Linked DNA regions of Homo sapiens: regions 1 and 3 are each linked to region 2. Evidence: chromatin loops called from intact Hi-C (ENCODE). Cell type or tissue: A673. All regions are shown on one strand.

The links. A loop is a pair of places that touch in the nucleus more often than their neighbours do. Peaks named below come from ENCODE experiments on the same cell type or tissue, not always from the same donor. Only the 100,000 strongest peaks of a DNase experiment are listed, where the experiment ranks them.
Region 1: a loop joins it to region 2, with 3 times the contacts of the local background. A loop is called at or near these places in 9 of 110 quality-filtered maps.
Region 3: a loop joins it to region 2, with 9 times the contacts of the local background. A loop is called at or near these places in 4 of 110 quality-filtered maps.

The regions. Positions count from the first base shown.
Region 1 is chr1:65,058,720-65,061,219 of GRCh38, reverse strand. It overlaps a transcript of JAK1 not described here. Among named protein-coding and RNA genes, the nearest start is that of MIR101-1, 1.5 kb to the right of the region's middle. In A673, a CTCF peak has its summit at 1,131 (motif pointing left); a DNase peak (open chromatin) is centred at 1,079.
Region 2 is chr1:64,268,148-64,270,647 of GRCh38, reverse strand. No RefSeq gene overlaps it. Among named protein-coding and RNA genes, the nearest start is that of UBE2U, 66 kb to the right of the region's middle. In A673, a CTCF peak has its summit at 1,399 (motif pointing left); a DNase peak (open chromatin) is centred at 1,367; H3K27ac peaks cover 2,248 bases.
Region 3 is chr1:64,360,774-64,363,273 of GRCh38, reverse strand. No RefSeq gene overlaps it. Among named protein-coding and RNA genes, the nearest start is that of CACHD1, 110 kb to the left of the region's middle. In A673, no CTCF peak of the experiment used is centred here; DNase peaks (open chromatin) are centred at 523 and 1,093; H3K27ac peaks cover 2,500 bases.

The DNA.
Region 1 (2,500 bases), 790 kb before region 2:
CTTGAACTCCTGGATTCCAGCAATCCTCCTGCCTCAGCCTCCTAAGGCGCTGAGATTACAGGTGTGAGCCACCATGCCTGGCCTTGTACTCCACGTTATTTTAAAAGTTCTTTGGTGTGCCAGTTTTCTATAAGTGCCTGGTTTTGTAGATAATATTTGGTATATGCGTTATGAAGAAATTGTTCCTAGTTGTATCATTTTTAACATAGAAGAAGTAGTTTAAAATCAGTTTGGGTCCTGGAAGAAAGCATTTTACATCACTGTTTTCTCTCTTCCTTAGTATGCAGTTATTTTTTCTTACTGTAGCATGAGTACCTGTAGTCACTTGTTTATAAATTTAGACAGTTCAGTTCTTAGACGAAACATGTTGAAGAAGAAATATTTCTGATGGATTTAAATTTTCAAAAATGCACGTTTATAAACATTTTCAAGAAAAAGCAAGACACATTTTTGAAACATTTATTTTAAAAATACCATTTTGAAAACCCATATTTTTCTTCCTTGAAACTGCTTTAGAATCTGAGAGAATATTAATTTAAGTAACCATTCACAGAATAATGACAATTTGCTGCTTGTTATTAGGGATGCTTGGCTTCTTTTTTTTTCTAATTTAGGTAAAAAAATGAAATGAGAGAAAAATAAGGAGAAAAAGGAAGTATCTTTTACTTTACCAAAAATGTTTAGTTGTTGCATGGGTTTTGGTGATGGCTAGTAGAGTGAATTTCAACTTTGCAGTACACTTCCTTCGTCTTTATACTTCATATTTAGACATTGAATCACACTAATATTTTGGTGAAGAACAGTCTAATAACTACAAATATGTCAGGATTATTTATTTGTCTCCATACTTACCCAACCTTCAGTGTTTCAGGGTAAGTATTCAGTTTTCCAAAGCTGACAGAATTGTGGTCAAGAAATATTAGTTGATAATCTTATCCTTTTTCGTGGAACAGCTATCTAAAATTTTACTCTAAAATAATCACAGTATCTTTGTTCACGTAGCAGATGTTTATAATTCGGGTAAAAATGTGCAACTATTTCCAAGAACCTTAGGTTATGGGATCCAACTGTGATTTTTTTTTTTTCTTTAATCTTCGTTGCCCTCTCGTGTTTCAACTCTGTATTACAGTTGGCTAAGACCTAGATGATGACCTCCTTAATTTTTAGATATTTTTGCATTTTAGGCAATGTTGTTTTTAATTTGTGTGTAGGTGGATTGTTTCATTGGATGTTGCTTTTCTGAAGATAAGGTCATTTTCATAGTACGTAAAGTTAATAGTTGAGTTAGATTCACTGTACTTTTATTTTCTGACTTCTGCTGATCTAAAGAATTGATTCATCTACCTGACTTATTTGAAGTACAGTGCTAATATCTAATATGCATATAATGAGTCTTTGAAATTGAGCAAATGCCTAATGAAAACATAATTATTTTTCAAATATCTGTCAAGTTCCACTCATATTGAAATAACTTGAAACCTTATGACATGGAAAAAACCCAAGTGAATCATGGTTTTAATAAGTTGATATTCTGATGCCTGAATTCCAATTTCAGAATCTTTTGTACTTTTTATTAAAAGGAAGAATCATCCCTAAAATGACTTCAGAGTACGTCTCAAAGGTACAGATAATTTAAAAGCAAGTGATGTGTATATGTTATTATTACTTTTTAAAAAGGTATTCTGAAGGTTGTCAGTATCACCATAGGTATAGAATTGACATAAACTATAGTGAAAAATATCAATGTTACTAATTTGAGTACATTCTTAGCACTCAGAGCAAGAGGAATGAAAGTCATTTTTGCTAATGTGCATTTTTCTTCTTAATTATAAAGCCCCACTAGCTTCTGCTTCATGATCTCAGTTACTGAGAAAACTAAAACAAAAAGTAAATGTTTTTAGAAATCCTTTTGTTTGTGTAAACTGAATATCCAGTTGATGGAGTTGGACAGCTAGGGTAGGGTAGAGAAAACAAAGCACTGTGTTCACTCATTTGACATGGTTCTGGACATGGGTTCGCCATAACTTAGCAATATATGATCTCTGGCAAATCACCTAAGTTTTTTTTTTTTTTTTCTGCCTATAAAATGGGGTAATAATATCTAATCTATTTCCAGAATCCTTTTTTGATGAATTAATGAATAATTCATTGCCAGCCCCATAGCGTCTTGTGAAAACCAAATGAGAAAACATATAGAGCAGTTTTGAATGTTTGGCAGATATGAAGTATTATTGTCATGTTTGGTTATGAGCACTTTGAAGACAGGAATCATGTCTTAGTTATCTTTATTTCCTGAACATCTAGAAGAGGGCTTTAGAACGTAGTAGTTCCTCGGTATATATATGAAAAATCAATGATTGAGGTCAGGGAGGCACAGTCAGTGAATCCATGCATGGAAGAGATAAGCTGTGAAATATGCTGGAAGCTTACTGCATATTTGATGTATTAGAGTGAAAACCTAATCATGCAGTTGTTCATCCTCATTAATATGGATAAGTCA
Region 2 (2,500 bases):
CTAGTAGGTCTTTTGTTATTTGCCATGGAACGTAGGAAAAAGTTGACTCATATGACACAATATGAGAACTCAGAGTTATTTAAACAATTTTGAACACTAAAGTAATATCATCTTATTAGTAGCCCTCACTGGTGACATTGAGGTTTATTTTAGACATATTCTAAGTTAATTATTGTACATACACTTACTTAATGAGAACAATATCTTAGTTATGAAGTTTTACTTAAAAATGGATGGCAACTTGTGAACACATCTAGTATATACAATTTTCTCCTCTATAGAAAACATTTTTTTTATATCGGTGAAGGATTGTTAACATGAGCTAGTTATTGAGACATGCAAAAAGCCTCAGGAGATCAGGATGGATGTTGTAATTGTATTTGTTGAAACAGAATTCAACTTGTAAATATAATTACCCTTGGCTGTTCAAGTGATCACTTTTCATTTAGATTCCAGTCTGGTCCTTAGAACTTGAAAGTGAGATGAAGAGTCGGGGAGAGGGTTTGAACATTGAGAGGCCATAACAAAGAATGAAAAGGTCTGGGGTTGGTTAGTACAGATCGCAGAAGGGTATAGAACATTTAAAATTAGCCTTCAGATCTATTAAGGGATATTGCTCAGAAAATGAGAGCCAGCTGCACTCCATCTTTTATGATGAAAACCCCAAATCAAGTGGGCTTATACTTTTGCATCTAGGAATCAGATTAACCAAAAAGAACTCTCTTCTGGGAGGTGGTTAAATACTGGAGTTGAATATTTAGATAAGGTTTGAGATCTCACCCTCTGGAGAGAGTGGCTTAAATTTAACTCTGGGTCTCTGTATATTCTTAGTTAACTGCCAAATAACAGAGAGGCACAGGATCCCCCTTCATCTCCCAGCCAACACCATTGCTACCATCTCCTCGTTAGGGGCACCCATGGCCTGTAAGGGAGCAGCAGGGAGGCAAAGGAGGTCTAGGTGGCAGGCAGGCCCCAGAGAGCCTTCTAACTGTCAACCCCTAGGGAAGTCCCTCCCTCCCTCAGGTAGGAGAGGCAGCAGTTCTCAGTGGATGCACTGATGTCTGGAAGTCATTAAACAAAACTCAGGCTCATTCTCATCTACAAGAGGGTGGTTTCTGTGTGGTCCTGCCTGAAGCCAGTGGTGAGGACTGACTGATTTCTCCAGGTTGGCTCTATGATTTTATCAACGTGAGTAATTTGTAAGCTCTGGGCTATTTTTCTTTTAGTAAATCTTTCCTAGTACTGAGTAAACATCTTCCTTGGGAGGGAAAACAAAGTATTCCGCTCTTATAAAGTGGTCATGTGCCATACGAGCCTTTAAAAGCATAAGGAGGCTTGGTGCCTGGCTTCCAGTGAAGTGTCTCTTAAGACTGAAGTGCATGAAATAGCTAACTGGCGCCATCTGGAGGGGAAGTGGAGTCTAAACAACAACGCAAGTTTAAAAAACATTGACAATGACGTAAATGCAAAATTTTATAATATTTATTTTATTTACTTTTATTTTTATTTTATACTTTTAAGACGGAGTCCTGCTTTGTCGCCCAGTTTGGAGTGCAGTGGCGCGGTCTCTGCCCACTGCAACCTCCGCTTCCCGGGTTCAAGCGAATCTCGTGCCCCAGGCCTCCCTAGCAGCTGGGACTACAAGAATGCGCCACCACTCCCGGCTAATTCAGAACATTTTAAAAAATGAAATTCCCTGCTTCTCTCTTCTCCTCTCTTTTCAGAATCCATCCAGACTGATCACAAGGGGGCTGGGGCCTCGCGTTCCTATAGAACCTTAACTTCAGATCTGACGTCATATCCAGTGGAGGGTATGCGTCAGTTGTGGAGTTTTACTATACATGACACACTCCGTTATCAAATGGCACGATTTGGCATGCCATGTTAATCATATTTGAAATTAATCTCAGAATTACATTGTCTCAAAGTGTCATCCACTAATCATCTTCATCAGAATCAGCTGGTTTTTTTGTTTTTTTTTTTTTTGACGGAGTCTCCCTCTGTCGCCCAGGCTGGAGTGCAGTGGCGCGATCTCGGCTCACTGCAAGCTCCGCTTCCCGGGTTCACGCTATTCTGCTTCAGCCTCCCAAGTAGCTGGGACTACAGGCACCCGCCACCATGCCCGGCTAATTTTTTGTATCTTTAGTAGAGACGGGGTTTCACCGTGTTAGCCAGGATGGTCTCGATCTCCTGACCTCATGATCCGCCCGCCTCGGCCTCCCAAAGTTTTGGGATTACAGGCGTGAGCCACCACGCCTGGCCAGCTGGGGTAATTTTTAAAACTGCAGGTTTATAGACTTCAGTTCAGGCCCCCTGAATCTGAATTTCTTTCATAGTGCATGGGATCAATTAACTAAATAGAAGTAAATTTTGTTTTTTATTTGATCAAACACAAATATAGTGCTTACTATAGGCCAGGTGCTATTATTAGAACTTCATAAATATTAATGTATTGATGCATTTATTTGGTTTTTCTCAACAACCATAGAAACCTAGGTGT
Region 3 (2,500 bases), 93 kb before region 2:
TCTGGGCCTTGGAGAGCTCATCAAGCTAATGAATACCAAGCGGTTAGGCCTCTCAAGAGGTGGGCTGCTACTGTTCCCACGAGAAAAGTGTGTGTGCCCATTAATTGCTTTGTGCATGGGTAGAGCTAGTGAGTGTGCCTTACCCTCCCACAACTTAAGGCAAGATTTCCATTTCTATTTCTCTTATTCCTTATGTAAACAATCTTTTTTTTTTAAATGAAGGCTTGAACCACTTAATCTAGGTTGGTGTGAATGTAACTGTGGTTTTTGCCATAATATATATAATATATATTATATAATTATATAATTTTTATATTACATATTGCTTATATTATATATATATAAATAAAATATAAGGTTCTTCCCCTGCAGTTACCATCTACAATTGGTTTCAGTATTTCTAAAGAGGATTCTCATGCACTTCTGAAAGGAGTTTGATTCTCTCCAGAATTTTCCCAAGTCATTTCACAGTGTTCTCTAATAAACGCTGTCTTTTTAAAAAGAAAATAAGCATGGCGTTTTGTCCTCAAACTGGCCACCCACTGTCCTACTGAGTCAAAATATATTCATGAAATACAGTTGTATTTTGCAGAGGTATAATTCACAGAATTCTCAAGGATAGATATATCTGGAGAAATTGTATCCCAAATAAAATTCAAATTTCTCACTCTTCTCAGAATTTATTATTGTCCAAGAGTGGCCACAGGCTGAGCAGGTTTTTCCTGCCAGATAATATAGTTATCTTTTTTTTAAGTTGTGGTAAAATGTACATAAACATTGATTATACCACTGTAAACATTTTTAACTGTAGTGGTTAACAGAATTAAGTACATTCACAGTGTTGTGTAACCATCACCACCATCCATCTTTAGAACTTCATCTTCCCAAACAGAAGCTCTATACCCATTAAAAATCTTCATTCTTCTCTCTAGTAAGCCCTTGGCAACCATCATTCTACCTTTTGTCTCTATGAATTTGACTACTCCAGGTACCATATTTAAGTGGAAACTTACAATATTTGTCCTTTAGTGACTGACTTGTCTTTAAGATTCATCTATGTTATAGTATGTGTCAGAATTTCCCTTCCTTCCTTCCTTCCTTCCTTCCTTCCTTCCTTCCTTCCTTCCTTCTTTCCTTCCTTCCTCTCTTTCATCTTTCTTTGTTCTCACCCTGTCGCCCAGGCTGGAGTGAAGTGGCACGATCACGGCTCACTGCAGCCTCAACTTCCTGGGCTCAAGCAATCCCTCCTCTTCAGCCTCCCAAGTAGCTAGGACTGCAGGCATAAGCTACCATGCCCAGCTAATTTTATTTTATTTTTTTAGAGACAGGGTCTCGCTATGTTGCCCAGGCTGGAAATTTTCTTCTTTATTTAAGGCTGAAGAATATTCTGTTGTATGTATATATCACATTTTGTTTATAAATTCATCCGTAGATTGACATTTGGACTTTTCTACCATTTGTCTATTGTGACTATTGCTGCTATGAACGTTGATATACAAAGGTTGAGTCTTGCTTTTAATTCTTTTGGTATATACCCAGAAGTGGAGTTGCCGGATTATATGGTAATTCCATGTTTAAATTTTTTAGGATCTGTCATACTGTTTTTCAGTGACTTCACCATTTTACATTCCCACCAGCAACGCACAAGGGTTCCATTTTCTCCACATCCTTGCCAACACGTGTTATTTTCTGTTTTCTGACAATAATCATTCTAATGGGTGTGAAGTGGCATCTTGTGGCAGTTTTGATTTGCAGTTCCTTTATGATTAGAAATGTTGAGCATCTTTTCATGTGCTTATTTAGCCATTTGCATATCTTCTTTAGAGAAATGTCTATTCAAATATTTGCTCATTTTTGAACTGGGTTATTTGTGTATTTGTTGTTGAGTTGTAAAAGTTATTTAGATATCCTGGATATTAATCCCTTATCAGATATGTGATTTGCAAATATTTTCTCCCATTCTGGTGGGTTACCTTTTTACCTTGTTGATGGTATTCTTTGATGCACAGAAGTTTTTAATTTTGATAGTGTCCAATTTATCTATTTTTTTCTTTTGTTGCTTGTACTTTTGGTTTCATATCCAAGAAATCATTGCTAAATCCAATACAATGAAGGTTTTGCCCTATGTTTTCTTCTAAGAATTTTATAGCTTTAGCTCTTATGTTTTGGTCATTTTTATATATGGCAGAAACTAAGGGTTCAACTTCATTCTTTTGCATGTGGATATACAAGTTTCCCAACACTATTTGTTGGAAAGACTGTCCTTTACCTATTGAATGGTCTTGGCCCCCTTGTTGAAAATCATTTGACCTTAAGTGGGAGGATTTATTTCTGGGCTTTCTATTCTATTTCATTGCTCTGTATGTCTGTCTTTATACCAGTACTAGACTGTTTTGATTATTGTAGCACTGCAGAAAGTTTTGAAATCGGGAAATGTGAGACCAATATTGTTTTTTTTCAATGTTGTTTTGGCTATATGGGGTCCCATGAGATGCCATAT